Regions from separate parts of the Homo sapiens genome. Here all the other regions are linked to region 1. A link is a contact called in ENCODE Hi-C or POLR2A ChIA-PET data. All regions are on one chromosome and are shown on one strand. The core of a region is the stretch at or near the end of the contact, and the rest is flanking DNA. Distances in the headings are between cores, read along the strand shown. Region 1 holds the start of OSTM1 (osteoclastogenesis associated transmembrane protein 1). Region 2 holds the start of ATG5 (autophagy related 5). Region 3 holds the start of FIG4 (FIG4 phosphoinositide 5-phosphatase). Region 4 holds the start of ZBTB24-DT (ZBTB24 divergent transcript). Region 5 holds the start of MTRES1 (mitochondrial transcription rescue factor 1). Region 6 overlaps SESN1 (sestrin 1).

The links. A loop is a pair of places that touch in the nucleus more often than their neighbours do. ChIA-PET counts read pairs that join two places held with the same protein, here RNA polymerase II (POLR2A). Pooled maps may share reads with other maps.
Region 2: a map of CD4-positive, alpha-beta T cell shows a loop between it and region 1 (9-fold over the local background). The contact joins the promoter of ATG5 here to the promoter of OSTM1 in region 1. A Hi-C loop is called at or near these places in 3 of 168 maps with a recorded cell type or tissue (CD4-positive, alpha-beta T cell, CD8-positive, alpha-beta T cell and naive thymus-derived CD4-positive, alpha-beta T cell) and 7 of 50 pooled maps.
Region 3: a loop to region 1 is called in a map of CD8-positive, alpha-beta T cell, with 4 times the contacts of the local background. The contact joins the promoter of FIG4 here to the promoter of OSTM1 in region 1. A Hi-C loop is called at or near these places in 5 of 168 maps with a recorded cell type or tissue (CD4-positive, alpha-beta memory T cell, CD8-positive, alpha-beta T cell, ascending aorta and 1 more) and 14 of 50 pooled maps.
Region 4: a map of sigmoid colon shows a loop between it and region 1 (14-fold over the local background). The contact joins the promoter of ZBTB24-DT here to the promoter of OSTM1 in region 1. A Hi-C loop is called at or near these places in 2 of 168 maps with a recorded cell type or tissue (naive thymus-derived CD4-positive, alpha-beta T cell and sigmoid colon) and 10 of 50 pooled maps.
Region 5: a map of CD8-positive, alpha-beta T cell shows a loop between it and region 1 (10-fold over the local background). The contact joins the promoter of MTRES1 here to the promoter of OSTM1 in region 1. A Hi-C loop is called at or near these places in 4 of 168 maps with a recorded cell type or tissue (CD4-positive, alpha-beta T cell, CD4-positive, alpha-beta memory T cell and CD8-positive, alpha-beta T cell) and 13 of 50 pooled maps. POLR2A ChIA-PET finds 5 or more read pairs at or near these places in 1 of 52 experiments (AG04449).
Region 6: a loop to region 1 is called in a map of ascending aorta, with 3 times the contacts of the local background. The contact joins the enhancer-like site here to the promoter of OSTM1 in region 1. A Hi-C loop is called at or near these places in 1 of 168 maps with a recorded cell type or tissue (ascending aorta) and 2 of 50 pooled maps.

Annotation. Positions count from the first base shown.
Region 1 is chr6:108,071,822-108,076,907 of GRCh38, forward strand. OSTM1 (osteoclastogenesis associated transmembrane protein 1) reads right to left here and starts at 2,920. Exons shown (of 6, transcript NM_014028.4): 1 at 2,429-2,920. The coding sequence starts at 2,830. RefSeq lists a silencer at 2,691-3,130.
Region 2 is chr6:106,322,598-106,327,683 of GRCh38, forward strand. ATG5 (autophagy related 5) reads right to left here and starts at 3,163. Exons shown (of 8, transcript NM_004849.4): 1 at 2,929-3,163. RefSeq lists enhancers at 324-824, 825-1,325, 2,973-3,022, 3,043-3,362.
Region 3 is chr6:109,689,397-109,694,482 of GRCh38, forward strand. It overlaps FIG4 (FIG4 phosphoinositide 5-phosphatase), which reads left to right and starts at 1,900. Exons shown (of 23, transcript NM_014845.6): 1 at 1,900-2,105. The coding sequence starts at 2,040. AK9 (adenylate kinase 9) reads right to left here and starts at 1,806. Exons shown (of 41, transcript NM_001145128.3): 1 at 1,751-1,806. RefSeq lists an enhancer at 1,384-1,853.
Region 4 is chr6:109,481,517-109,486,602 of GRCh38, forward strand. It overlaps ZBTB24-DT (ZBTB24 divergent transcript), which reads left to right and starts at 2,128. Exons shown (of 4, transcript NR_187591.1): 1 at 2,128-3,321. ZBTB24 (zinc finger and BTB domain containing 24) reads right to left here and starts at 1,703. Exons shown (of 7, transcript NM_014797.3): 1 at 1,582-1,703; 2 at 1-538. The coding sequence starts at 510. RefSeq lists silencers at 1,394-1,683, 1,764-2,203.
Region 5 is chr6:107,025,215-107,030,300 of GRCh38, forward strand. MTRES1 (mitochondrial transcription rescue factor 1) reads left to right here and starts at 2,985. Exons shown (of 4, transcript NM_016487.5): 1 at 2,985-3,057. RefSeq lists a silencer at 2,804-3,273 and enhancers at 3,384-3,493, 3,604-3,703.
Region 6 is chr6:109,077,079-109,082,164 of GRCh38, forward strand. The region is part of intron 1 of SESN1 (sestrin 1); the gene reads right to left. Among named protein-coding and RNA genes, the nearest start is that of SESN1, 15 kb to the right of the region's middle. Within about 2 kb of position 3,118, at least 12 of the 41 ENCODE cell types and tissues checked have a DNase peak (open chromatin) inside an H3K27ac peak, as active enhancers do; they include ascending aorta, where a contact is called at or near this core.

The DNA.
Region 1 (5,086 bases), core at 1,670-4,169:
CTGTTTATCCACTTCCTTTCACATCAGGGTGAGTTGAGCTGGGTACCCAGGTTGCTGGTAGAATCTGAGGGAAAGGAAGGGGGTTTCTACAACTCCCCCACTGGGAAGCCTCCTTTGGGTAGTGGGGAATTCATATGGAAATTCACATGCAGATTGGGTGATGCCCATAATACTGCACCCTAGAGTTTGAGGTGCTATTTTTAGCCTCTCTTTAATTCCACAGTACCTACACACATGAGAAAAGCATTTGCTGCCTTCAAAGACCCAAACTTTGCATCATGATCCCTGGCCATTCTGCCCACAATAGCCCTTGTTCTTTAGAGTAAATGGAACCCTAAAACAACTCATCTTAACCACTCAACACTGAATATGATGCTATATCGTATCCTGCTGTAGTTGACAGGGACATGTCTTGGGTACTTTATTTTAAAGTGATAGTAAGATATATATTCCTTGCTATACCCAATGGAAGTGTGCCTGGAAAATACCGCATGTAAGCCTGAATTTATTTACCTCGAAAATATGTCCTTGGCCAGGTGTGGTGGCTCACACCTGTAATCCCAAATCTTTGGGAGGCTGAGGTGGGTGGATTACTTGAGGCCAGGAGTTCGAGAACAGCCTGGTCAACATGGTGAAACCTGTCTCTACTAAAAATACAATAATTAGTTAGGTGTGGCAGTGCACATCTGTAGTTCCAGCTACTCAGGAAGCTGAGGCAGGAGAATCACTTGAACCCAGGAGGCGGAGATTGCAGTGAGCCGAGATGACACCACTGAACTCCATCCAGCCTGGGCAACAGAGCAAGACCTTGTCTCAGAAAAAAAAGAAAAAAGAAAAAAAAAAAAACATGCTCTTTACAGAGAGATTGACCACAGAATTTATTTAATGCAAATAAATTCCCCAGTTATGTAAAATGACAGATTTTTATTTTATTTTTATTTATTTATTTATTGTGAGATGGAGTCTCACTCTGTTGCCCAGGAAGGAGTGCAGTAGTGCAATCTTGGCTCACCCCAACCTTGGCCTTCCAGGCTCAAGTGATTCTTCTGCCTCAGCTTCCCGAGTAGCTGGAACTACAGACGTGTACCGCAATTCTTCTGCCTCAGCTTCCAGAGCAGCTGGGACTACAGGCACGTGCCACCACGCCCGGATAATTTTTGTATTTTTAGTAGAGACGGGGGTTTCACCATGTTGGCCACGCTAGTCTCCAACTCCTGACCTCAGGTGATCCCCCTGCCTCAGCCTCCCAAAGTGCTGGGATTACAGGCATGAGCCACCGCACACAGCCATGACAGATTTATTTTAAATAACAGGCTGACTTAAAGCAGGATCCAACTAGGTACAAATTTATATTTAGTGCAACTATAAACAAGTTTAGACAAGTTTAAATTTATGGAATAATTCCAACCACATTTTCATGAGACTACTTGCTGTCCCCGTAATACAAGAGGAACTTTCTCATTCTCCAATCCCAATGTTATTCCTCATGTTTTTCCTTTACCAAGCATATCCGGCCCACACCTCGTGACTCCCACCAACCCTGACACTCTAATCTTTTCCTAGTCTAAACTTTATAAAGTACTTAGGAGCAGGAATTGTCTGTTTTTCTTTTTAAAATTAAGTGCCTCACAGCAGCTACCACACACCTAGAGAACCCTTAAGGTATGAAGAATGAAGAGCAGTCTTACAATTTCTTAAAAATTTACCTCCCATTTACTTAGAGGTATTACTATGTGTTGTTTTCTAAAACCTCCTTTTATCCCCATTTTACAGATTAGTAAACAGGCACAGAGAATGTAAGTAACTTGCCCATAGTATACCGCTAATAAGCAGAGTGGAACTGGAGTCCTGGCCGCTAGCTAGCTCCAGACTGTTCACATCACTAAGATGAAGTCACAGGCAATATCTCTTTTAATTCTTCCAACAGCCGCATTAGGCAGATGTTCTTTCCACTTTATAGAGGAGGAAACTAAGGTTCTGAGAAGATAATTAATCCAAGGTTACATAGTTAGAAGTTGGTGGACATGAACATTTCTGGCTACAAAGCTCAAATTTCTAACCACTACCAGTGTCTCCACCCCACTTGTTTCAGAAAAGGATCCTTCCTGGCAACTCCAGGTGAAGATGAGAAGAAGCCGTGGTGGAGTGGGTGGAGGAAGAGCAAGAGGGTTGGGGAATCAGGACCCCCAAGAAAACCAATCACACCTATATGAACCAAAGATGTCCAACAGCATTCTTGGAAGCAAAAACCCAAATCCCAAGCCCCATAATGCCACCCCCTTTTTCTGATGACCCAACTCTACAGACTCAGTCCAACCCCTTTTTCTTACTGTTGGGGAAACTGAGGCCCCCAGCGCTGACCATCATTACACCCTCCTCCTTTCCCAACTCTCCTGAGCCACAGTCCCGGACGTGGTCCTGTACCCACCCCCGCGGCTCGGCTGATGTTGTCCATCTTGCTGACGACCTGTTGGAAGAGGGGGTAGCAGGTCTGACAGAGGCGCACGGGCCGGGCGCTGCGCACCAGACACCCTGTCAGCTCTGCGCTGCTGTTGGCGAAGTCCAGCAGGAGCTCCCGGCACTCAGGATCCAGATCCGGCAGGTCCGGGGGCAGCGACAGAGGCCCCAGCCCTCCACCCTGCAGGAGGGACAGGGACAAGTCCTCCACCTCCAGCAACTGCTGCTCCGACAGGAGGTCGTGGAAGACCCTGTGCGGACTGCTGCCGAAGGGGAGCGCGCCCAGGGCCAGCCCCGACCACAGCAGCAGCCCCAGCGGCAGCCACGGCGGCAACGAACACCTCCGCTGCGCGGCTGTCGGGCCCGGCTCCATCACCGGGCTCACACACCCCAGGGAGCCCACCGCCGCCTCTCCGCCCCCAGCCGGCACCGCGGACAGCCGCCGCTTCCGGTTTCCGCGAGCGCAGGCCGAGAGCCGGGTCACGAGGAGGGCGCGTCACGGCCCCGCCCCCTGCGCGCGGCGCCCCGCCCCATTGGCTGCCGGCTGCCTCCGGGCCGCAGGCCTTCGCGCGTGCGGGAGGGCGCCTACCCTGCGGCCGCGCGCTCTCCAGCCGGCGTTAGGCGCGGGGCGGGGCGGAGTGGTGCATTGGGGTATCCGTAGCCGAGGCTCGCCAGCCGGTGACCACGAGCACCCACCGCTTTGGACAATTGCATCTCGGGGGTCCTGACCCTTGAACGCCCAACCCTCTGGGAGTTCCGGGCGTCCTACAAGTTTCTTACCTCGCTGGACCGACGACGGCCTCCGCTGTGGAAATGGCCGTCGGCTGCGTTCGCAGAGAAACCCCGCTGGCCTGTGCCTCGGCAGATTTTCTGCATGGTGTTCCTTAGCGTAGTTTTTTCCTCATCCCATTTGGAGAGAGTAATAATGCCCGTTGGTTATTATAGGTGGTGGAGACTAGCGGTTTCCAAGCTTTTTGTTTTTGTTTTTAAAAAAACTCTCAACTGTCTGCCTCAGCGTTGTCAGAACTCTGTGAGATGAGGGAAATATTCTACATCTGCGTTATTAAGGCAGCCACTGGCCACATGTGTGGTGTTGAGCCGGCTGAGGAACTGAATTTTTAATTTAATTTAGGGCCGGCGCGGTGGCTCACGCCTGTAATCCCAGCACTTTGGGAGGCCGAGGCAGGCAGATCGCTTGAAGCCAGGAGTTGGAGACCAGCCTCGCCAACATGGCGAAACCCCGTATCTACTAAAAATACAAAAATTAGCCGCTGGGCGTGGTGGCGCAAGCCTGTAGTCCTAGGTTGAGCGGGGAGGATGGCTTGAGCCAGGAGGTCGAGGCTGCAGTGAGCCGAGATCGCGCCACTGTACCCCAGCCTGCACGACAAAGTGAGACTCCATCTCAAAAGTAAAAAGTATTTAACTTAAATGTAAGTAGCCACATCTGTGTAGTGGCAACTGTACTTGACGTAAGTCTGGTCCTACAGTGGCCAACAAGCAGGTTTGCTTGGAACTGAAGGGGTACCAGGGACGCAGCGCGTTCAGTGCTAAAGCCCAGGAAATCCTGGACAAACTGCTCAACTTGAAACTCCTATCCAGTTTCTGACATGCCCGAGGCAATAGCAGGGGACACTCTAAAAAGCGTCCTGATACCGTTGCCAGTCTGTAAAAAGAATTTAAGCTCATAACCTGGAAAACAGTTTTCTGACAAGTATCTGACCAACCAGGTTGGTAGAAAATTATTTCCGGGCTTTGTGTCATCCTGCTTTTCAGGGTTGTAATTTTTGCCTTGTAAATTGCAGAGCTGTTGCACTAAAGTCTACTTAGCTTAGGGTCCTAATTTATGTTTCTGAGGGTTCTTCAAAAACTTTTTTGTTGTTGTTGTGTATTTTGTTTGGTTTGGTTTTGAGACATAGTCTCGCTAGACTGCCCAGGATGGCCTCGAACTCCTAGGTTCAAGGGATCCTCCTGCCTCGGCCTGCCAAACAATTGGACTACAGGCACAGGCTGCTGTGCCCAGCCTGGGGGTTCTTATAGTTACTTTTTACCCCGTCTGTTTGGTTATTGTTTTATGTTCCTAAATTTGCTTGGGATAGCTAAATTTTGTTTCATTTTTGTTACTAAGAAACTGAATAGTAGGAAATTTGATTTGTGTAACAATAAACGTATTTCCAAAAGAGAAAATAAGTTGTCTTAAGTTTTGCAAAAGTCATCATGTAACTCTTAGGTCTTTCTATGTATTAGAATTATCTTTCTTTTAAATTCTTTCAAGCACCATCCTGTGTTGCAGGTGGATGTGTAAATTGTTAACTTCTATGGAAATCAATGTGCAGAACCAACAACCTTGCAAATGCACAAGCTCTTTGATGCAGCAAGTTCACAACCTTGTCATAGACACTTATTCATTACAATATTGTTTGTAGTGGTAAAAGGATGGCTTCAAAAAGCATGTTAAGGGGCCGGGCACGGTGACTCATGCCTGTAATCCCAGCACTTTGGGAGGCCGAGGCGGGCGGATCACCTGAAGTCAGGAGTTCGACACCAGCCTGGCCAACATGGTGAAACCCCGTCTCTACTAAAAATACAAAAATTAGCCGGGCATGGTGATGCATGCCTATAATCCCAGCTA
Region 2 (5,086 bases), core at 1,913-4,412, 1.7 Mb before region 1:
GGTACTGTGAATCAGTGATTCTCAAGAGGAATTTTACTCAACAGTCCCACCCTGGGAGGGAGGAAATTTTGTAAATCTCTCCAAACTGTAAATGTTGAAATGCCCCAGGACTCAGTCCTTGAACCACTCCCTTGAAGATCTCTCACATGGTTTTAAATAACACTTATACATTTACACTCCCACAGTTTTATCTTCTGTCCAGACTTCTCTTTTGAACTGGCTGGCTTCACATATACCACCACATATGACATTTCCATTTAGAAATTTAACATATGCAAAACGGAAAACCATTTCAGATCTTCCTTCCTCCTCTCTCCTATCATTTATTTTATTTTATTTTGAGACGGGGTCTCGCTCTGTCGCCCAGGCTGGAGTGCAGTGGCGCAATCTCGGCTCTCTGCAAGCTCTGCCTCCCGGGTTCATGCCATTCTCCTGCTTCAGCCTCCCAGTGGCTGGGACTACAAGCGCTTGCCACCAGGCTCGGGTTTGTTTTTTTTGTTTGTTTGTTTTTTTGTATTTTTAGTAGAGACGGGGTTTCACCGTGTTAGCCAGGATGGTCTCGGTCTCCTGACCTCGTGATCCGCCCGCCTTGGCCTCCCAACAAAAAGTTCTCCTATCATTATCACTCTGTGGTCTTTTCCGTTTCGCTAAGTGGAAAAGTCCTTTTTTTTTTTTTTTTTTTTTTTTTTAAAGAGACAGGGTCTTGCTGTCACCCAGGATGGACTACAGTGAAGGATCATGGGTCACTGTAACCTTGAGCTCAAGGGGGTCAAGTGATCCTCCCCTCCCATCTCAGCTTCCCAAGTAGCCAGGACTACAGGCTCATGCCACTATGCCCAGCTAATTTTTTATTTTTTTGTAGAGACAGGGTCTCGTTATGTCGCCCAGGCTGGGGATTCTCTCAAAGATGGTATTACAAGCATGAGCCATCACGCCCGGCCAAGTTATATTCTTTAGTTGCTCAGTCCGTAACCCTTGGAGTCGTCCTTGACCCTTCTTCTACCTGACTGCTCTCAAAAGTCTAGAATCTGGTCATTTCGCACTACCGCCACTATTACTACCCTGATTCAAGTCACCTCGACCTTTAACCTGGATAAATGCAGTCAATGGCCTACTAACAACTCTTATTTCTGCACCTGCTGCATACAGTCAACATAGCAATCAGATCTTTTAAAACACAAGTTAGATCAACTCACTGCTTACTCAAAACCCAACTCATTCAAAGTACAAATTAAGGTTCTTATAAATTCCCACATGCTCCTAAATGACTTGGCCCCATTTCCACCTAAGTATCCACTACTTCTTTCCCTCTTGTTCATTATTTTCCAGTCAAACTAGCTAGTATGCGCCTGCTTCAGGGCTTCAGTGGCAGCTCCTTCCAAGTGGCACCCTTCTTTATCACCCGTAGGCCTCCAAGTTAATATCATCTTTTCTATGGCCACCACTCCCATCTCTTGGCATTCCCTATACCCCTGCACTGCTTTGGTTTTTTTCTCTAGCACTTTCCGCCACTTGACGTACACAGTTGGCCCTTCCTACCCATGGGTTCTTCGTCCTTGTATTCAACCAATCATGGATGAAAAAATATTCGGGGAAGGAAAAAAAAGTCAGTACTGAACATGTATAGACTCTTTTTTGTCATTATTCCCTAAACAATACACCATAACAACTATTTATACAGCATTTAAGTTGTATTGCGCATTATAAATAATGCAGAGTTGAACTAAAGATAGGAGGATGTGCATAGGTTATCTGCAAACACTACACCATTTTATATCAGGGACTTGAGCATTTGAGGACTTTGGTATCCAAGGGAGGTCCTGGAACCAATCTCCCACAGATGCCGAGGGACAGGAAAGACTGTACCTTAATTTTTGTATCAATGTCTTCTCACCCCATCCCCAAAGTGGAACTTCATGATGGCAGGGATTTTTATTCTTTTGTTTACTATTTTGTTTACTGTTTTGTCCAGTGCCTAACACATAGGAGGTACTCAGTTTGGGGGAAATTAATGAAATAAATACACACTTGAGGTGTGTGCACTATTCTAAAAATCCATATCCATACAGTTCCATTCTGTACACTTTCCCCCAATTTTAAGTAGCATATCTTTGAAGATAAAAGCACAGGCTTAAATCTGGTGTAAAATACCTCTCAATTACTACCCTGAGCACAACATCGTTATTTTCAAATTCAAAATTCAACCAGAAACTCCCTCTATGGAAATCACAAATAGTTCAGTTCAGAGCCAAGTATCCAGTTTCAAGGTCTCAGAAATTTAACAAGCCAATTCTGGAAGGCTTTGGAAGTTCAGCTACTGTCTGGTAAGTCTCCGGGTTCTGATTGCTCAAGACAGGCTGTACCTCCTCACCCCTCAGAAAAATCTAGAACCAATAGTTTCCTAGGTTCCTCAAGTTCAGGATAATTTTAAAATAATCCAAAGTACAAATGAAGTATGTAAAAGTGTCTTGCCAACAGAAAATGTCTTTGGTAGCACTAAATATTGTTATTGAGACAGGGAATATCGTAAATAGATAAATTGCTTGGAGGACATACCCACCGAGTTTGGACAGACTCACACTGCACTGTGCAATAAAGGTTTAAATAACTGTGTTCCACAAACAATTCAGGTCCTGAACTGAACTCTAGAGCCTGCGACTAGACTCTCGCTTTCCTACCTTAGTAAGCAACAGACATGTACCCCAAGAGGGACCCCGCAGGCCACACCCGCCAACCGGCCCCAGGGCTCCGGGCCGGCGTCTCGCCAACTCCACCTTGCCCGGAGGAACCACCTTCACCCGCCATCGCGGCCGGGCGGGCGCTCCTCCAGGCAACTACTCACCCCTCCTTCCTACCACACCTACCTGGCCCCTCCCCAGCCCTCCTCCTCTAGGAATTTCCTCACACAAGGTGGACACACACACGTACCCTACTCCAAGCTATGGCTCCTCCTTCCGGCTCCCCGCACTGGTGGGGACGCCCAGATTCCGCGCTCCGGTGGGGCGGCGGGGCAAGCTGCCCGCCTGACACACTGTCCTGCGGGGACGCGGTAGCAGGACTCCAGGAAGCCCGCGCAGCCGCAAAAAGCACCGGCGCGGAGGTCGGAGCTGAACCCTGCTGCACTTCCGCCCTCTGGTATCCAGCGAATACAACCGGCAACGCTGCGGAGCCCTGGCAGCGCACCACAAGTCCAGTCACCCTCGGCGCCCGGAGATGACGTCACGAGACCCCACGTGGTCCGAACTCCGCCCTCCGTGTTCTGCCTAACCCAGCAAGGAGGCCCGAGTCGCTCTTGAGCATGCGCCAACGGGGCAGTACGCTTGAACTCGCGACCAAACCTCTCCAAGTTCATAGCTTCTACCCTCTTCTGAGAATCTTGCGTCAAAGCGTAGTTATTGGGGCTTGGGGAGGTTAACTTAACAGTTCCACAAAAACAGTTTTTAAAATACTGAAACACTGCCTCCCTAGAGCTTGATCGCAACATCCCTTTCTTCCTGGCATCACACAACAGTATTAATAAAACATTAGTTTTCAAAGTACTTTCCCATCCATTTTCTTATTTGATCTTCTTCTCTACTTTGTTGGAACCACCGCAGGCATTAATAACCTAATTTAACAGAAGACTATATGAGCACTGAACCCTCCCACCCATCCAAGAGTACATATCTTTATCTTACTCTTTGTAAAAATAATTGGGGCCGGGCGCGGTGGCTCACGCCTGTAATCCCAGCACCTTGGGAGGCCGAGGCGGGCGGATCACGAGGTCAGGAGATCGAGACCATCATGGCTAACACGGTGAAACCCCGTCTCTACTAAAAATACAAAAAAAATTAGCCGGGCGCGGTGGCGGGCTTCTGTAGTCCCAGCTACTGGAGAGTCTGAGGCAGGAGAATGGCGTGAACCCGGGAGGTGGAGCTTGCAGTGAGCCAAGATAGGGCCACCGCAGTCCCGCCTGGGCGAAAGAGCGAGACTCCGTCTCAAAAAAAAAATAGTAATAATTGGTAAACTTACTAATAAAGAATCTTTGAATTGGCTCTATCCAGAAGTCTTAGCAGGCATTTAAGGTTTTTCTCTTAATTACACGTGCCTTAACGCCATGCATGTTAAGTAAGTACTGTGCTGAGACTCAAAACAGGTTCTTGATAATTGGGAACATAAGGAAAATTCTAGTAGTAGCCACAGGATTCTTTTAAAAAGAAAAATCTTCTTGGAGTTGGACTAAGTACAATGATTTTCAAATGGTAAATTACAGTACATTAGTGGGTATCTAAATCAAGTTAGGGAAGCATGCCCAGCATCTTTTTAAATGAAATAAAATAGAAAATATCAGCATGCTTCACACATGTAAAGGGTAAATATTGTGTCCCAAAATTTTTACTTCAGTATGTATGTGGTGTACACTGGATAGGAATGTGAAATACATTTCTTAGTAAGGGTAGCAGTCAGAAAAGTTTGAAAGCCACAGTTATGGTCCTCTTCACCTACTCAATGCAGAAATCCTCACTACAGTGTCCCCAGTAAACAGCTATTAGCCTCTGTAAGAAAGCTTGTGGGATTAAGGTGCATTGCCTTCCCAGTGTCAGACAAAAGTATATAAAATTTCCTTTAAAATGTATCTAAAAAATAAGATGGATTTAGGGGCGCATAGATGGATAAATATGTGATTAACCAAATATAGTAAAATATAATGGTAGAATATAATGGTAAAATATAATGGTAGAATCTAGATGGTAGAATCTAGGTTCATTGTAAATGGGTATTCACTGTAAAATTTGTTCAGCTTTGCTGTGTGTTCAAAATTATTTCCTAACAAAATGTTGGGACCAGGCACAGTGGCTCATGCCTGTAATCCCAGCACTTTGGGAGGCCCAGGTAAGAGGATAGCTTGAGCCCAGGAGTTCAAGACCAGCCTGCACAACATGGCAAGACCACATCTCTACAAAAAACACAAAAATTAGGAGGGCATGGTGGCATGCGCCTACAGTCCCAGCTACTCCAGTGGTTGAGGAAGGAGGATTACATGAGCCCAGGAGGTCAAGGTTGCAGTGAGCTATGATTGTATCACTGCAGTCTAGGTAACAGAGAG
Region 3 (5,086 bases), core at 650-3,149, 1.6 Mb after region 1:
GCATGTGCGACTTTTTGCCTAAGGGCTTTCTCTGGCTGCCAGAACCTACTCTCCCTGAACACAGGGTAGACTGGAAGTTCTAGGGCATCAATGTTCTGCCCTATCAGGCTTCATCCAATAACTGATGGAAGTTGGCGAATAAATACTCCAGCTTCCTTGCCCCTCAAGAGGGGATAACTGAGACATGCCTCCCAGTATTCCCTAGTGAATTCAGCCCACAGAGAAATTTCTCTGGTAATATTTCCTTTATTAGTTTTCTTCCCCTCCCTGCTGCTGTTTCCTGGGATTACGTCTCATATAAACAACCTGCCTTCAAAGTTTTGTCTTAGGATCTGATTCCGGGTGAAATAAACTAAGATAAAGTTAAAATGGAAGTGCTAAACTATAATAATTGAAAACTAGAATCCTTCAGGTATTTTAAGAGTTGCTATCCTAGATAAAAACACTGTGCAAACATTTAACTAATATTCAGAAGAGTTGGTTTCATTATGAAACAGAACACAGCTAACTATTTTTCCCAGTTAAAAGATCCAAGTCCAAAATGCCAGAACGGACACGGCCATCCTTCTAGTTCTTAATAAAAGGAGTACCAAACTACAGGGGGAAAGAAGCGCAAAATAACATAGACTTAAGTATTTCTTTACAATTTTTGTAATTTCTCAAATTTTAATTTACAATATGATCTTTGGTATTACATGAATGTTATCTGGGTATGCTATAATTCTATAATTTTTTTTTAAAGTTTCCTTACACTTAGCAGTTGAGAAGCCCTCTAGCAGAGGTTTCTGAGGTTTAGAGGTTTCCTGGGAAACCTAGAATTGCCGCCTAAGATAGGATAGCTGCCTCTCCCCTACATCTTATACTCTTGCAGTAGGTGTTCAGTAAATATTTGTGGAATAAATACTTCAGTCGTTGAAAGGAGACGTGGTTTTAAAAAGTGGATTTACAAAGAGACCGTTTTGCAAGAAAAGAAGCTGGTCTGGGGGTCCCCGCAGGAGGCGGGGTTCCGTGCAACAGATACCAAGATGCCTCCAGGGCGGACCACGACCCAGCGGGCCGCCGGAAGGCTCCTTACCTGGCCGCAGCCGGACCCTCCTCAGGGAAGCAACTGCCTCCAGGGACTCCGCGGGGCTGTCGGGCGGTTGCCGGGGAGACCTCTGGCCGCCACGCACCTGCTGCTTGGTGGGGCGGGGCCTCGAGAGGCGGGGCTGTAGTTCTTTGTCATTTCTTTTCCAATTCGAAATAGTCACTTTTGTACCTAATTTGGCATTTATAATTATAATACACTCATTTTCACAACTATGGAAGAGAGGGTACGCGCATGCCCATTTATGTCGCACACATGAAATGAAGAAACCTCATTTCAAGCGCGGCTCCGCCACACTGCGCTAGTCTCTGTCGACAACTTCAAGTGGCTAGCCTCACGCACAAACGTGTGGCAAAGCCACACTTTCCAGCTTTAGGTGATTTTAAAACAATTTCTTGGGCCACACAGCGTAGGTACAACATGGATTAGAGGTGAGGGGAAAACTGACACTCAGTGAAGGACCGTCAGAGGGCCGGCTTCCAGGAAAATGGGCCGCAGCAGGCAGGGAAAACACAAGGATCTATCCTGCAACTCGGAGAACCCTTTTCAAAAGAAGCTACCCAATCCCAAACCTTCCGCTTTTTTCCAAAGAGAGGGAGGAGATAAATAGACTCAATTAATCCGTCGACTTTTTCTCCGCCCATGTTTTCCTCCAATCCTTACCAAAGATGGTGCCCTTCGCTTCCTCTCTCGGCAGCACGCAGGTCCCGGGAGCCTCTACCCGACCTCTCTATGATACGTCCTCCAGCCCCGCTCCCGACGTGAGGGGCGGGGCTTGCCTGGAGGCGGGGCGCAGGGATCCGGAAACACCTGATCATCTATAGGTTTAGTGCCTAATGGGTGTTGTTCCTGGCTGGACTTGATGTCCAGGGCCTGAGGGGTTTTCTCGCCGAGTCTCCTGGGGCGGTCCGGAGGCTCGTGCCCTGTTGTGGGGCCCCCATTTGCCGCCGCCATGCCCACGGCCGCCGCCCCCATCATCAGCTCGGTCCAGAAGCTGGTTCTGTATGAGACTAGAGCTGTGAGTACCCCCTCGCGGCGGGGCGCAGGCGGGAGGATGGATGTCTGCCGGTGGGTGTGGGGCCGTAGGACAGAGGCTGTACTCTGCCTCCTCCTCCTTCCTCTCCAGTTCCCAAATCCCTGTCAAACACAGCCTTGGGGTAAGCTAGCTCCCTTGAGCTGTGCCTGGGCGCCTTTCCCCTATTTTGGTACCCTGGACATTGCAGCATTTGCAGGTCCACTTACAAGCCATGGCTGGAACACGCTGGAAACAGGTGCTTGTGGTACCTCAGGAACTGTTCATGAGGTTCTCTGTACGAGTTACTGGATTCTTTTCAGCTTTCAGAAAGTCTGTTAAAGTTCTAGAGTTCACAAGTTACAGTACAGGCAGGGGTATGAAAAAAATTTGAACTATGACTTGTAACTTATTTTTTCCTATTCCATGGTATACCATCACTGCGATTCATGTGAATTACACTTCTATTGGTGAACTTTTTGGTTCTCTTTTTTTCTTATTTGAAAGGAAAGGAAAACTTACTTTGTTTAAAGACAGATAATTTGTTTGGATAACATCTTGCTTTTCACTTGACTTTTTTCAACATAACATTTACTTTTAAAATTTTATTACTTTGAATGGCCATGTAAATAGTGAATAAGCAGATCAGTTTGTATTTCGATTACCAGTTCCTCAATTAAGGGAGAATGGTGTTTATATAACTTCATACTTGGTCCTTTCTGTGGGTGGAAAGCAAAGTTGGTACAGTATAGCTCTTCTAAATTGGGGTGCCACAGTGATATTAGGGACTGTGTTTAATATTACCCATTTCATGCTAACAAGATTGCATATGCCAGATATTTTCATAATGCTCTTCACTATGTTATAGAGTGCTTTATAAACTGTTTCTCTGAAACTTGGGTTGTCTCCATTAGAGGAGTATGAGAAGGCATTTAACAGTTTCTCAGTTATAACGTAGTCCTAATAGCACAATAACCTCTCCCTCAGGTTAACATGAGTAGAGAATTGTGGACCTTAAATTAATTTTGCTGACAACTTTGATTAGATCTAGAGCAGAAAATGACATTATCAAATATACTGTATTTGCAAGTATTTTCAGTTCTCTAATGAGACCCATAAAGAAGTATCATTTGTCATTGAAATGAAACCTATTTTCTGTAAAATATGCTGCTAAATTTCCCTCATTAGAAACATAAATAACTTTTTTTTTTTTCCCTTTGAGACAGAGTCTTGCTCTGTCACCCAGGCCGGAGTGCAGTGGTGCTATCTCGGCTCACTCACTGCAACCTCTGCTTCCCAGGTTCAAGAAGTTCTCGCACCCCAGCCTCCCAAGTAGCTAGGATTACAGGAATGTGACACCATGACCGGCTAATTCTTGTGTTTTTAATAAAAGACAGGGATTCTCCATGTTGGCCAGGCTGGTCTAAAACTCCTGGCTTCAGCCTCCCAAAGTGTTGGGATTACAGGCATGAGCCACCGCATCTGGCCGTAAATAAAACACAAATTTCAGCCCATTAAAAAGCTGATCACTCATGAGGACTGCGTGAGATATTAGTGTTCAGAAAGCACAATTCATATTATAGGGCTCTTCTGCTCAGAAATCTTCAGTGGTCCCAATTCTGAAGCAAGTAAACTCTGAATCCCTTAGTTGGCATTCAAAGCCATGTATTATTTGTCCTCAACTTGTCTATCTAGTTTTACATCTAATTTAATATCAATTAATGAAACATTTATTGAGGATCAACCATGTGCCTTCATATGCCTTATTCTGCAGTAAAACTGTATTGCTTTCAGTTCCCTATATCTGCCCTGTGTTTTTCTGCTGTTCTCTATTCTCTTAATGCCACACCCCCTCTTTTCCTGTCAAAACCTTGCTGATCCTCACAGCACATATCTGGTCATGCCTTGCAAACAGTAGTCTCTCAATAGATGTGGATTAAGGAGCTCTAACACAAAGAGATAGAGGTGTGTTCCAGAACTCAGCTGTGACCCCTCTCAACTGCCTAAGTAATGGAAACTAACTCTGGCCAGCTTAGAGACAAAAGGTAAATTTATCAGAGGGATGCTAGGGGAGCCATTGCATGGTATCCAGCTTCTGGAAAAGCAGGAAAGAGATAACAGGTTTGAGAACCCTCTCAGAGTACTGCCAAAAACAGTGTAGGTGCTGGGAGAAAAAATCTGATCGACTCAACTATGATTGGTTATCATCCCCTGAGTGGACAAATCATTCATGGCCAGGGGGGGTCTGGCAGGAATGATTTAGCTGTGGAATCAGGATCCTCTTTGTTTCAGCAAATGGTTGGGGCTGGGCAACCACCCTTGAAAATGTCTGCTGCATTGAATCACTGAGTCTCGGTTTTGTTAAATAATTTTTTTTTTTTGGTTAAAGATATAAGCAGAAAGGTTTTGTTTTGTTTTGTTTTGTTTTTACTAATAAGCTCAAAGTATAAATAAATAAGAAAAAGGCATAAAATTACAGGCAACTGGATAAATGCTATGAATTAAAAAAACAAAAACTGTAGTAGGTTGTAATAATGAGGATAATAGCTCAAAATATTCTACATATATTTTATTATTTAATCCTCATAAGACCTCTAAGAGATCATGCTGTTAATTCTACTACTATATATATTATTTAGTAAAGAAAAAAAATGAGGCAAAGATAATTTAAGGCAGTTACTTAACCCATTTATGCCAGAGGTTGCAAATTTTTTTGTGTGAAAAATCAGACCTTTGCGATGACCTTGAGCAGTAGGATATAAATAACTCCCACAAGCTTAGCGTTCCAATAACGGAACACTAGGCATAAGGTGTGGTGCAGGTGCTAAGAATGTATACTGGGGAAAGGACAGTCTCTTCAATAAATGGTGTTGAGAAAACTGGATATCCATGTGCAGAATGAAATAAGGCCCTTCTCTCTTGCCATATCCACAGATCAACTTAAAATGGATTAAAGGCTTAAGTGCAAGACCCAAAACTGTAAAACT
Region 4 (5,086 bases), core at 878-3,377, 1.4 Mb after region 1:
TGTATTGACTTTTTTTGGTCTTCCCCGTTTCCGCTTTGGAGGATCGTTTTTCTTATTAGAGATAACAACCACTGGGGCACCAGCAGTGTTCAAAGTTGTTGGCTTTGGGGAGCTATGATTATTTTGGAAGTCTGTGTAAGCCTTTACCAGGTCATAGACTTTTAAGAACTGAGCAGTAGCCAGGATTTGTTCTGTACTTTTCTCACTGGCATGGAGATAACCTGTGTAGATAAATTCCAGCAGGATACCAAAGGTGTCTGCAACCATGCCTTCCAGCATATAAATGGATTGGCCGATTTCCCCCTCTTCTGCAAACATCATTGAGAAGTATTCACTACTGGCAGCAAGTAAGGCTTTGTGGGCCCGGAAATGTACATTCTCCACGATTAAAGTAATGTCACAGAGGAAGCCTTTCTTCCTCTGATCCTCAAAACTGGCCAGCACAGTGTCACTGTGAGCGTCTGAGTGTACAACAAGCTGCCCAGAAGGCTCTGGCGATGTTTCTGCCATTTTCTTCAGAAGCCACTAAGGGTTAAATCTGAAATAAGAAAACAAGGTTTAAAAAGGAGAAAGCACTGTCTAAAAGGTTAATGCCAGCCCACATGAACTTCCTATTCACTTCACATCATTAACTGAATTTTACCATTACCATTTTTGTCTGTCTACAAACTTAGCTCTGGGCCCGGGCGCAGTGGCCTCACGCCTGTAATCCCAGCACTTTGGGAGGCCGAGGCCGACGGATCACTTGAGACCAGCCTGGGCAACATGGAGAGAATTCATCTATACAAAAAATACAAAAATTAGCCTGGCGTGGTGGCGCCCGCCTGTGGTCCCAGCTACTCAGGAGGCTGCGGCAGGAGCATCACCTGAGCCTGGGAGTTCGAGGTTGCCGTGAGCCGTGATCGTGCCACTGCACTCCAGCCTGGGCGACAGAACGAGACCACCACCTCAAAAAACAAAAACAAAACAACTTAGCTCGCGGTTTTTTTTTTTTGAGACGGAGTCTCGCTCTATCGCCCAGGCTGGAGTGCAGTGGCGCAATCTCGGCTCACTGCAACCTCCGCCTCCCAGGTTCAAGCAATTCTCTCCCTCAGCCTCCTGCCGCACATTAACTAGCTGAGTGACTCTCCAGTATTCATGGAACGGTTCAGGGTCTACCTTCTATAAAATGAAGGAATGGGATTAACCATCTCCAAAATCCTCCGCAAGCACGAACTTTCTATGGTTGCACAACTATTTCAGGGAGAACGAAGCTGCCTCCATCTCCCAGATTATTAGCCATTTCGTATGTGGGAACCAATGTGAAGAGTGAAGAAATGTGCACGTGCAAAGTGAATGTGAGGTAGCTGCAATAAAATACTAATAACTTAAGCTGCGTGGGGCCGCCAGACACACTAGGGGCGGCGCGGAGCCCCCCGCAGCCCCGGGTGGTCCCAGCAGGGAGAGGTGGCGCGGAAAGACCCCCACCTCCCCGCCCAGGCCCCGCGGGCCCGACTGGGGAGCACACGGCGGGGGAGGGGTCGGCGCGGCAGACCTACCGCTCAGGGGCGCCCGGTGGGGTCCGGGTCGCTGCCAACTCACCCGGCGGCCTGGCGGGAGACCCACGCCGGGGCCCGCTGGCCCTCCGCTCCGCCCCGCCCGCCTCTGGGGCTTCTGCGCCGCACCGGTTTCTGCTCCTGCGCCGCCGCCGCAGCCACAGCCACAGCCAACCCGGAAGCGCGGCGCCAAGAGCCGCTTGCGCGCGGACGCCGAACCACGTGGCCCGCAGAGGCGCCCCTGGAGGTGGGGGCCACGAGAGCGGCGGGGAGGGGAAGGGAGGTGAGGGGCGGGGCGGGGCGAGATGGCGGGGCGGGGCGGGGCGGGGCAAGGCGGGGCAAGGCAGGGCAAGGCGGGGCGCGAAGGCAGTTCAAGGGTTGGGGCGTGGCAGGGGAGGGGAGGGGCAAGGCGGGGCGAGAATGCAGGCCTGGGGTCGGGGGAGCCGCGGCGGGGCGGGGCAGGGCGGGGCGAGATGGCAGGCCCGGGGCTTTGGGGCCGGGGCCGGGGCCGGGGCCGGGGCAGGGCGGGGAGGGGCGCGGCTTCGGAGGAGGGACAGTGGCCGGGGCGGGGCGCGGCCAGGGGCGGGGCGGTGTCGGCGCCCGAGGTCCTGCGTGTGGCACTGCCGGGGAGCCCAGGCAGGAGCGACTTTTGCGGTGAATTGGGGGCAATGGACAGGAGAGGCGTTGTGACCCCTCCCTTTGGGAAGTTTTATATCGTATTAAACTGTTAGCTCAACGCCAATACCTTAATTTTATCTCTTCTCCGACACCGAATCTGGTGTTGTTCTTGAATGTATAAAGGCATGAAATCCCCCTTACCGTCATCATCATTGTCATCATCATCACCATCGTCATTATCTAGTGCTAATATAATAACTATTACTTACCTCCTAAATGTTTTTCACATCTGCCTCCTTTTCCTCCCCACTCCTGATGCCTTAGTCTAAGGGAATGAAGAGAGCACTGCAGTCAGAGAAACCTGGGTTCTGAGAGATCTTGGGCAAATTACTTACCCTCACAACTTCTTTACCTTACCTGTAAAATGGAGATGTTAACACTAGTGCCACTTTGGTAGGGTTGCTATTGCATAAACAAAATTAAGTATGTAATGGGCTTAGGAAATGCCTGGTTTAATTCGTCTGCTGTGATTAAAATGATCATTATTATTCAAACTTTCATCATCTTTGTTCAATAGACTGTTTCTAACTGGTCTCAGCTGCAGCGTTGTTCTCTTTAATTCGCAGAAGTACAGAGGATTTCTCCAAGTACATATGAGATCCAGAGACTAGAGTCACTCCTTGGCTTAGAATCCATGTGGCTCCCACATGCCCTCTGGATAAAGTCCAGGCTTCTTAATGTGGTCTACAAGCCCCATCCAGATCTACTCCCCACCTGCTTCCATCCATTTATTTCAGCATTTTCTCTCTCTTAGCCAATACCTAATTACTTATTTTTCTGCCCATTTCCAGATTCCCAACATGCCATCTATAGCCTCCCTGATCTTGAACCGGAGGTGTAATTAGCAACCTGGCTCTTACATTTTTACTAGATTTTATTAAAACTAGCTCAAGCCACACATGCTCCTTCTCTGAGGTTTCCCTTTCATATTGAATTGTCTCTAAGTCCTCTGGATTTGTGGGGGTACAAGTGGGATGGGGAGCGCTCCCTGACTTCTGCATACCAGCAGGAAGTTAGCTACCTCATTGTTTCTTGCTGCTACGAGGGTTGCAGTCAAATCACTGTCCCTCCAGAGGTCCTCAACGGCATAAGAAGACTCAGTGCCAAGGTAAGCCAGGTACTTCCATTTCCTCATTCAATCATTGCTCACTGGAGCATAATCCTGCGAGGAAAGACTGAGTCTGGAGGATCTTCCAGCATCAGCCACCCACAACACAGACTAGCCCTTTCTTCAAGGCAATTTTGTTTTGGATCCATACTGACTTTTTCAAAACTTTTGTTCTTGTTAAGGCCAGCCGGTCTACCCCTAACAGGTCTTCTTAAATTTAAATCTTGCAGAACAGGATTTGGGGTGTCATACATTCATCTAACAGATATTTATCGAGTGTCTACTAAGAGCCAGACATTGGCGTCAGGTGTTGGGGATACAGCAACTAACAAGGCCTTTGCTCTCATGAAGCTTACATTCTACTAAGGGGAGACAGGACAAATATACAAGTAAACTAATGAATAATAGTTTCAGAAAGTGTTAAATTTTATAAAGAATGATGATGGAGACTGACAGGGAAGTGAAATCAGGATAGGGTGACATTTGAGCTGAGATCTGAATGACATGGAGACAGCTGTGGGAAGATCTGGAATAAAAATGTTCTAGGCAAGGGAAAAGCAAGCATAAAGGCTCAGACTGGGAAGGAGCATCTGATGAACGGCAAGGACTGTGTGGCTGGAGCACAGTGAGTGAGGGGCAGCAGATGGAGTGGAGAGTTGCCAGATTTCACAAATAAAGACACAGGACACCCATTTAAAAAAATAAATGCTGCCTCAGCCTCCCATGCTGGGATTACAGGCATGAGCCACCTATACCCAGCCAACAAAGAATTTTTTTTCATATAAATTTAGTGTAGCTTAGAGCGTACAATGTTTATAACGTCTACAGTAGTGTATAGCCATGTCTTAGGCCTTCACATTCACTCACCACTCACTCACTGACTCACCCAGAGCAACTCCTATTCCTGTAAGCTCCATTCATGGTAAGTGCCCTACACAGGTGTACTTTTTTTTTCTTTTATACTGTTTTGTTTTGAGACAAAATCCCACCCTGTTGCCTAGGCTGGAGTGCAGTGACATGATCTCAGCTCACTGTGACTTCTACCTCCTGGTCTCAGGTGATCCTCCCCACTTAGCCTTCTGAGTAGTTGGGACTGCAGACATATGCTACCACACTCCACTATTTTTTTTTTTCCGTATTTTTTGTAGTGATGAGGTTTTGCCATGTGGCCCAGGCTGGTCTTGAACTCCTGGGCTCAAGTGCTCTGCCCACCTAGGCCTTCCAAAGTGCTAGGATAACAGGCATGAGCCATCAGTATACTGTATTTTAAGTGTCTTTCTTATGTTTTGATATGTTTAGATACAGAAATACCACTGTGCTACAGCTGCTTACAGTATTCAGTACAATAACATTCTGTACAGGTTGGTAGCACAGGAGCAATAGGTTGTACCATAGAGCCTAGGTGTGTAGTAGACTATACCATCTAGGTTTGTGTAAGTTCACTCTGTGATGTTTGCACAGTGACGAAGTCACCTAGTGATGCATTTCTCAGAACATATCCCTGTCATTAAGCAATGCATGACTGTACCTATAAAAGAAAACCAGTTAAAATGACAGCTGGTTTCTCAACAGCAATAGTAGAAGCCAGAGGTTAGTGGCATGATACTTTCAAAATTCACCTAAAATCTTTTTTATAGACTACAATTATCATGGAAAAGGACAAAATCAAGACAATTTTGGTCAAACAAAAAATAAAAGTATTAACCTCCAACAAACCCATACCATAGGAAGGAAAATAACACCAAGAGGAAAGTCTGAGGTATAA
Region 5 (5,086 bases), core at 1,735-4,234, 1.0 Mb before region 1:
GCAATCCTCCTGCCTCAGAGTCCTGAGTAACTGGGACTAGAGACACATGCCATCACGTAGGGGGTTAATTTAAAATAGTATAATTAAGAGAATGCCTCACTTAGAAAATGACATTTGTGTGAAAACCTGAAGGAAGTATGGAAACAAATCACGTGGTCAGCTGAGGGAAGAGGATTCCAGATGGAGGGAAGAAAGTGTGCAAAAGCCCTAAAGCAAGACATCATCTGAGGTTTCCAGGGACCTCATCCGGGAATGGCAAGGAGGCAAGTATGGCTGAACCCAGAGAGGGAGGAGGAAGGTGGTGGGAGATGAGGTCAGTAGTGTAGATGAGGTCAGCAATGTAGGTGAGTTCAGATGCAGAAGGCCTCACCAGCCATTGAAAGGATTTTGGCTTTAACTGTAACATAAGGTGGGTAGCCTGGGATGGTTTTGGGTTTTTGGTTTTTTGTTTGTTTGTTTGTTTGTTTGTTTGAGATGGAGTCTCGCTCTGTCACCCAGGCTGGAGTGCAGTGGCGCGATCTCGGCTCAATGCAACCTCCGCCTCCCAGGTTCAAGTTATTCTCCTGCCTCAGCCTCCTGAGTAGCTGGGATTACAGGCGCACACCACCACGCCCGGCTAATTTTTGTATTTTTAGTAGAGAAAGGGTTTCACTATGTTGGTCAGGCGGGTCTCAAACTCATGACCTCATGATCTGCCCGCCTCGGCCTCCCAAGGTGTTGGAGTTACAGGTATAAGCCACCGCGCCCAGCCCAGGAGGATTTTAAGTAATGACAGGATTTGATTTGTGATTTAATAGGATCACTCTGGTTATTGTCCTGAGGATAGCCTGAAGAAAGGTAAGCCGCCAGGCGTGGTGGCTCACACCTATAATCCCAGAACTTTGGGAGGCTGAGGCGGTGGATGACCTGAGGTCAGGAGTTTGAGACCAGCCTGACCAACATGGTAAAACCCCATCTCTACTAAAAATACAAAAATTAGCTAGGTGTGGTGGTGCACGCCTCTAATCCCAGGTGAGACAGAAAGGGAGAAATTGAGTGTATCTCTAAGATATCTGACCTAAGTAACAGGAAGGGTGGAAGACTCATTAACTGAAATAAGGAATGCTGTGGGAGGAACGCATTGAGACCCGGATCTGGGTTTTGGTCCTATCAAGTTTGAGATTTCCGTTAGATTTCCAAGTGAAGATGTTAAGTAGGCAGTTGTAGTCTTGAATGCAAGAGAATGATCTCGGCTCGCAATACAAATTTGAGGATCGTCCATATATAGATAATATTTAAAGCCACGAAATTGTTGGAGATCGACTGGGGAACTAGGATAGATAAAAAGGAAAAAGATTAGAGGTCTAAGTATGGGGCACTTACTCTTTGGCATTCTAAGGATGTAATGAAAAAACAGCTGGCTGGGAGTGGTGGCTCATGCCTGTAATCCCAGCACTTTGAGATGCCAAGGCAGGTGGATCACTTGAGGTCAGGAGTTTGAGACAAGCCTGGCCAATATTGGTGAAACCCTGTCTCTATTAAAACTACAAAAATTAGCCGGGCATGGTGGTGCGTACCTGTAGTCCCAACTACTAAGGAGGCTGAGGCAGGAGAATCGCTTGAACCCGAGAGTGAAGGTTGCAGTGAGCAGAGATCATGCCATTGCACACCAGCCTGGGGGCCAGAGCAGGCCTCATTCTCAAAAACAAAAAAACAAAACAAAACAAAAGAAAAAACAGGGAAGAAGATTAAGTGGCAAGTGAGGTAGGTGAAACCAATGGGGTATCCTATAACTCAAGTAAGTTGAGGAATGAGACCAGACCTTTGGATTTACATTGCAGAGGTCATCTGTGACTTTGACTAGAAGTTTTGTTAGAATGTTGCAGGGTGACATCTTGTTTGGTGTATGAGTCAGAGTTCTCCACAGACAGACCTAATGAGAGAGGGATGGATGGATGGATGGATGGATGGATGGACGAATGGATGGATAGTTGGTTGGGAGGGAAAGGGGAATTGGCTCACGTGTAAATTGCGTTGGTCTTGAAAAGATGTTTCCTTAAACTGCGAGTCTGACGTATTTGCACATTTTTCTGGAAACAACGCCTATATCTCTTGGAGATGTTCAAAGAGGGCGGGCTCGGTGGCTTACACCTGTAATCCCAGCACTTTAAGAGGCTGAGGCTGGAAGATCGCTTCTCTTGAGTCCCAGCCTGGGCAATATGGCGAAACCCCATCTCTACAAACAAAACAAAACAAAACAAAAATTAGCAGGCCGTGGTGGCACACACCTGGAGTCCCAGGTACTGGGGAGGCTGAGGTGGGGAGAACAGCTTGAGCCTGGGTAGCAGAGGTTGCAGTGAGCCGAGATCGCACCATTGCACTCCGGGCAACAGAGTGAGACCCTGTCAAAAAAAAAAATGTTCAAAGGGGTTAGTGGTCCCAGAGAAAGGATCACTTCATTAATAATTAAGATGATTAGCCGGTCATGGTGGCTCACGCCTGTAGTCCCAGCTACTTAGGAGACTGAGGAACGACAATCGCTTGAACCCGGGAGGCGGAGGTCGCAGTGAGCTGAGATTACGCCGCTGCACTCCAGCCTGGGCAAGAGTGAGACTCGGTTTCAAAAAAAAAAAAAAAAGAAAAAAGAATTAAGATGGCCGGGCGCGGTGGCTCACGCCTGTAATCCCAGCACTTTGGGAGGCCGAGGAGAGCGGATCACGAGGGCGGGAGATCGAGACCATCCTGGCTAAAACGGTGAAACCCTGTCTCTGCTAAAAACACAAAAAAATTAGCCGGGCGTGGTGGTGGGCGCCTGTAGTCCCAGCTACTCAGGAGGCTGAGGCAGGAGAATGGCGTGAACCCGGGAGAATGGTGTGCCCCGAGCCTACTTCCCGCGCAGTCCTCCAAGACGCGGCCTCCAGCAGGGGTCGCTGCTTCGCTGCCGCCCTGGCCTCGCGCCCCGCCCGACCCGCTCTCACTGCGCCGGCGCCGGCGGAAGGGGCGGGGCGCAGATAGGGGTAGCCTGGAGGCCTGCAGTCCGCGCGGCCGCGGGGAGGGACGAGAGGGCCTGACGTACAGGTGAGTGCGCCTCTGCTGGCGCGCCGCGCCGGGCCCCCTGCCCGCGCCCCCTGTCACTTCGCCTCTCCGCCCCGCCCACGCTCCCGCCGGGTCTCCCCGTGAGTGTCCCGTGTCCTGCCAGCCTCGGGACGCCCCGCGAGCTCAGGGCTGCGCAGGGACTGTGGTAATTGAGCGCGGCGAAGCCTTCCGTTCCTGCCTCCTGTCGCTCCTGCTGGCTCCGAATGCAGACTGCGAACCCGGGGACGCAGTTGTCCATTTCCTTTGACCTTGGGGACCCAGGAAGGTGCACTGCCCGCGGGGGTGGGGAGGGAGCGAGAGGAATCCGACCCTGTCTCAGCCCACAGCCTCCGAGGTCTCCAAGTAAAGGGAAGGATCTTTAGCTGCATTAGACTTCAAAGCGTTTAGACCAGTTTCTCCATCTTACGGAGCGGTGAACGGGCTCAGGAATGTGGAGCGTTTCCTGGCGTCAAGCAGGTCAAAGTCAGCGCTGCTTTTTTTACAGACACTGCTTTTCTTACAGTCTTCGGTTAGTTCAGATTGTATACCTCTCCTGAAGATGTCACCCAAAACCTCCTATGGGATTCTGCCGTGATCATCTCTCCACTCATCCCACACCAACGCCAAAGAGATCTTTTAAAATGAACTTCCATCAGGTCACTTCCCAGGGTCCATCATTGCGTGTTCTTTTCCTGATTCATTCGAATGCACCCGTCCTCCTGATCAATTTTTATTCCACAGGGTGTTGTTTTGTTTTGTTTTGTTTTGTTTTTTTGAGACGGAGTCTTGCTCTGTCGCCCAGGCTGGAGTGCAATGGCGGGATCTCGGCTCACTGCAAGCTCCGCCTCCCAGGTTCACGCCATTCTCCTGCCTCAGCCTCCCCAGCAGCTGGGACTACAGGCGCACACCGCCACACCCGGCTATTTTTTTTTTTTTTGAGACGCAGTCTCGCTCTGTCGCCCAGGCTGGAGTGCAGTGGCGCGATCTCTGCTCACTGCAAGCTCCGCCTCCCGGGTTCACGCCATTCTCCCGCCTCAGCCTCCCGAGTAGCTGGGACTACAGGCGCCTGCCACCACGCCCGGCTAATTTTTTGTATTTTTAGTAGAGACGGGGTTTCACCGTGTTAGCCAGGATGGTCTCGATTTCCTGACTTCCTGATCCGCACGCCTAAGCCTCCGACAGTGCTGGGATTACAGGCGTGAGCCACCGCGCCCGGCCTGTTTTGTTGTTTTTTTTTTTGACACTCGCTCTGTCGCCGAGGCTAGAATGCACTGGTGTGAACTCGGCTCACTGCAGCCTCCCCCTCCCAGGTTCAAGCGATTCTTCAGCCTCAGCCTCCCAAATAGCTGTGACTACAGGTGTGCACCACCACGCTTGGCTAATTTTTGTATTTTTAGTAGAGACGAGGTTTCACCATGTTGACCAGGCTGGTCTTGAACTCCTGGCCTCAAGTGATCCGCCCGCCTCAGCCTCCCCAAGTACTGGAATTACAGGCATGAGCCACCGCGCCCATACTATTTTTATTTTAGATCTCACTGTGTTGCCCAGGCTGATCTCAAACTCTTGGACACAAGCGAGTCTCCTGCCTTGGCCTCCCAAAGTGCTGGGATTATAGGCGTGAGCCACCTGCCTGACCTCATCTTGCCCTCTCAATCCCCCTTACCCTGCTCCACTTTCTTCCCCCAGTGCATTAACCACCAGCTATCATATAATTTACAGGGTGTTTTTTTTTTTGTCTACCTGTTTCCCCTACTAGACTATAAACTCTACAAGAATAGGAATCTTCGTATTTTTTTCCTCTGCTGAATTCCTAGTGCCCAGATTAGTGCTTGGCACATGGTAAGTGCTTAATTAAGGGGAGGATGCCAGTGTTGCTGAAGCTGAATTTGCAAGAGTCAAATTGGCAGATGAGGTTGGAGAGGAAATGGGGGTTGAGGGAGCACCAGATCCTATAGAGCCTTTAGACCATCGTAGAGACTTTGCTGTTCTCTGAGTGCTTTGGTAGGGATTTGAGGAAAGGAGTGACATCGTA
Region 6 (5,086 bases), core at 1,868-4,367, 1.0 Mb after region 1:
AAACATATCTAAACATAGAAAAAGTACAGTAAAAATATATTATAATCTTATAGTACCACTATTGTATATGCAGTCTGTTGTTGACTGAAATGTCATTATGTGACACATGACTGTACTGTATCACCCTACATTTCACATACTTTTTCCCCATTGATTTTGTTTTCCAATACAAAAATAATACATGCTCACTGTAAAAAGCAAAAACAAAAAAACCAAAAAACTCTAGGAAAATAGACTAGTGATTAAGAACAGAGACTTAGAAATCAGACATGCCTTCTCGACTCCAGTATTCACTATTTAAGTTCATCTTTCTGGGTCTGTTTCCTCATCTATAAAAACTAAAACTCACCTCCCAGAATTGTTGTAGGTATAAAATTGGAGATTGCAGGGAAATGAGACTTCAGACAAAGTGCACAGATAGTTGTGTAAACTCATCCAGAATATGAATGTAAACCCCAAATATAAAAAGACAATAGTATGGCATGAACTGAGTTTTGCAGATCTGGTGTGACCCACATGATCAGACAGTGTCACCAGCAGCTGCACCCCACCTTTGGGAACCCTGGGGTCCAAGGAAAGAGCACTAAGGTGGCTGCAAGTACTTCTTCTCAATGAGAATGCCTAGGAGCTTCCCGTTTCCTTGACTAAATAAATCAGAAACTTAATCTAACATTATAGTGAGTGGGTTCATGCATATTTGTGTACTTCTTTTGTTTGGGAAAGATCTCTTCCTCAAAACCTGTAACCCATGGAAACACTGCAAATGTTATATGTAAAATGCTTACCACAATGCCATATGGTAAGCACTCAATACATTTAAGTGATTTTAATTTTTTTAATTCATTAAACAAGTCATATCAAAAATTAATTACTAATGATTACCATTATTCAAAGAAAAATTTAAATCACCAATAACTCTATTTCTAAAAGAGAACTATGGTTAATATTTTGGTGCATGAGTTTCCTGACTTTTCCCTCTTCTCTATAATAATAAATATTTTACATACTATTTTAAAGCTGTCTTTTCTATTTAAATTTGTATATTTATTTCTTTTCCTATACATACATTTTAAAACAATTTTCAATAATTACAATAAGTTCGTGACCAGCCTAGGAAACATAATGAGACCCTGTCTCTACAAAAAACTTAAAAATTGGCTGGGTGCAGTGGTGTGCATCTGTAGTCCCAGCTACTTAAGAGGCTGAGGTGGGAGGATCACTTGAACCCAGGAGATTGAAGGTGCAGTGAGCTATAGTCACACTGCTGTGCTCCAGCCTGGGTGATGGAGTAAGACACTGTCTCAAAATAAAATAAAATATAAATATAAATAATAATCCTTTATGTCTATAATCCCTGCTGTTTGATATTTAATTACCCACTTGTATATAAAAGACATATAGATAATACATTTATATCATAAATATATTAACATGTACACACTTTTAAGGTTTGGACTAATATTCAAACTGCCCTCTAGAAAGTCTGGCTGTATGATGCACTGTCCCACCAACAGCTGCACTGTTGTCAACACAGTACCATAAAATTTCACATTTTTAGCCAGTCTTAATTTGTTCTTCGATTTTCATTACAAAATTCTTAAGGGCAATAGTTGTTTTCTTTTGTTTTTACATCCCCCACAATGCCAAAACAGTGTCAGACATAAAGAAATATTTTAAATGAATTCTAACCTTATCTTTAAAAAGCATATTTATTTCAGCCTTAGGTGGAGAGGGAGGTCTGCTATAGAGGTGCTGTGGGATTCAGGAAAAAAAATAACAACCCTGTAATTCTGTATTTTAACAAGAGAAAGGAGCTAATCATAATTTAGTCTCATTCTGACCAATTAAAATAATATATTGTATGAAATGAAAGAATATTTATCTCAAGGTTTGAATCTTCATATATTACTATATATCTACTTCCAAATTCAAAGAGGGAGCCATCAAAGACCATTGTAGACTGGAATTGGATATTTCTTTATCGGAATAATTACCACTAAGAGAATAAAAATAAACACACTTCTGATAAATTCTCATTGCCTGGTGGAAAGGCTAAATGCAATTCTAGCCTGGGGTCAAATTTTTGCTTATAAAGTTATTTTTCTGTGCTAAACTGAAAAAAAAAAAAAGAAACAAAAGGGATTGTCTGATATTCATACTCTAATATTCAATACAGGCCCAATCATGCAAGATACGTTTAAATCTTTAACACCTAAGGAAGATGAATTAAGCTTTAATGTAGTATTTAAGAAAAAAGCAGGTGTCACTAATGAGGTATAACAGTTAGACTTTCCATCTTCCTTGACAAGGTCAGTTGCCAAAATCATTTTGTTTCATCATGTTATAACAGATTTTTAGCGCACATATCAAAACTCTGACCTAACAAATGGTATGCAAAAGGACAAAAATGGCATTTACTCTTATAAATTTGCAAATATTTTGTGCTTAATGGTACTGTCATAATAGGATTTACAATTAGAAAATCTCAATGAGGTATTTTAAAATCTAATTTAAAACATATAAGCAACAAAGTTAAAAATGCTTCAACAATTATGTTGGTTCGGGTACCCAGTTCAAATTGAGTAATTTCTGAACATTATATAACTTAGGTGAGTTTGCTTTTTAAGAAATCAAGACTAAAATGTTACAATTTATGAAATAAATGCTGAATTATGAAAGGGATGCAAAAAAGTACTTTTCTACATTGTTTAAACACAATCCTTTATGATTCTAATGATAATTTTCCATAATAACTGAATAAAAGAATAAGTTGAATCTGAAGTATGCATGAGCATACAAATGGGAGAATGATTTCTGTATGAGCTCAATGTAATTATACAACCTAGGCTTGATTTCTAAAGACAATTGAGGCTCCTTTTCTTTTTAGCTATAAACAACTTGCTGTATGATATGTAATGCAAAACCGTATTTTGGGAGATTTCAAACATTTATAATCCACAGGAAAAATACTCAACACTCCTACACTATTTTTTCAAGCCCACAATAGTGCAGTCTTTCAGCTATAAAGCCAGAAGCCAGTTATAAAACCAGTACTTTTCCACTAGAGTTACTTGTGGGGCGGGGAAGGGGACGTTCAGCACTGCAAACGTTAGGGTCTAAAATAAGATCATTGCAAGGAGTTACTACAACACTTGCACTGCCAGCACTGTCATGGCAACAATGAACTAGCTAGGAGAATGCTCTTTTAACTTTCAAAGCTAATCTTGAGTCTATTGCTCATGGAAATATACCAAATTTTCTTTTAGGTAGTGCATTAAATAAATCATCTTACTAGGAATCTCTTAATATAAAAATAAGCCTTTTATACACCATATTTCCAGGATCTCAGTCCATAGAATCCTTGCGATCAGGCAACTTTTATAATGACAACATAATGAAAATTATACACCACAGTGAAACATGAAGATTCAGTAGGGTTCAAATCAGTTTCAACATGGGTCAAGGTTTAAATAAGAACTTGATATGCAACTTAATAACATCTGAGAATGTGGTTTCCCCTAGAAAAGTTTTAAGTTTTACCTTGAAGGAAAACAATTTGGGAAAGAAAGTAATATATTTTTACTGTTAGGAATCTTAACGTTAAATTTTTATTCAGATAATGAGGTATAATGTTGGAAAGCACAGACTCTTGAGTCTCACAGCCTGGGTTTTAAACCTGACTCCTCCTCTTACAGACTGAGCATCCCTAATCCAAAAATCCCAAATCCCAAATGCTCCAAAGTCTGAAACATTTTGAGAACTGACACGACACCCCAAGTAGAAAAATTCCACACACAAGTACTTAATACAGACTATTTCATGCACAAAATTATTCCAAGTATTGCATAAAAATTACCTTCAGATTATGTGATAAGGTATATATAAAACAGATATATTTTGTGTTTAGATTTGGGTTACATCCCGAAGATATCTCATTATACATATGCAAATATTCCAAAATCCAAAAAAAAAAAATCTGAAATCTGAAACACTTCTCGTCCCAAGCATTTTGTTCTGTTTTGAAACAAGGCCTCCCTCTGTTGCCCAGGCTGGAGTGCAGTGGTGCAATCTTGACTTACTGCAGCCTTGACCTCCTGGGCTCAAGCAATCCTCCTACTTTACCTCCCAAGGAACTGGGACCACAGGCATGCATCACCATGCCCAGCTAATGTTTGTATTTTTTGTAGAGATGAGGTCTCACTATGTTGCCCAAGCAGGTGTTGAACTCTGGGCTCAAGCAATCCAACAAAACCCTGGGATCACAGGTGTGAGTCATGGTGCCCAGCCTGGTCTTAAGCATTTTGGATAAGACATATTCAACTTGCATTAGCTATGATAACTTGGGCAAGTTTTTAACCCATCTGGGCCTTGTTTTTTCTTGACAGATAAAATGGGAATAAAAATATCTACTCATACAATGTTGGGAAGGTTGAATGAATTATTACATGAAAAGGGCTAAGGGTTAGGTGTGGCATACAGAATGCCTTTTCTTCTTGTTTTCAAAAGCATACAGACTGCTAATGGCTCTTTAAGACAACTTGATTCCAATCCCATGGCACATTTTAAAGCAGACAGGAAAGTCTGGTGCCACCTCTGCCCCTCCCCTCCCATCCACCCCAATTCACAGAAGATAAACTAGGCAGGCATTGGGAGCTCAGCAGGAGCCCCAAAGACACCTGCCAGATATTACCAAGCAAATTCAACCTTGCTTAGTTCCTTTCTTCTAAATTATATCAGGCTGTCTGATACAGAAAGCACTGTTTTGAAGACTTTCTGCTTAGTATGTCAAGCTCCCATTGGGGGAAGCACAGTAGAAACACTGATAGGGCAGCTCTAATGTCCTCATTAAACCGTCAAGGAAAGAAACTTCTGTAGTAGATAACTTGCTTGGAGTACTAGACATGAATCAACCAGGAGCAGAGTATTCGGTTGCTTACTGGCAATACCGGCATACAAACAATCACTTGCTTTCCTATATTATGTGTCCCTGAAGACACGTTGAAATTTAAATGTTTATAAGTGAAATAAGAGACTAACTCAGTGTAAGGGAAATCCAGTTCCCAGAGAGCTAAAACAATATTTATAA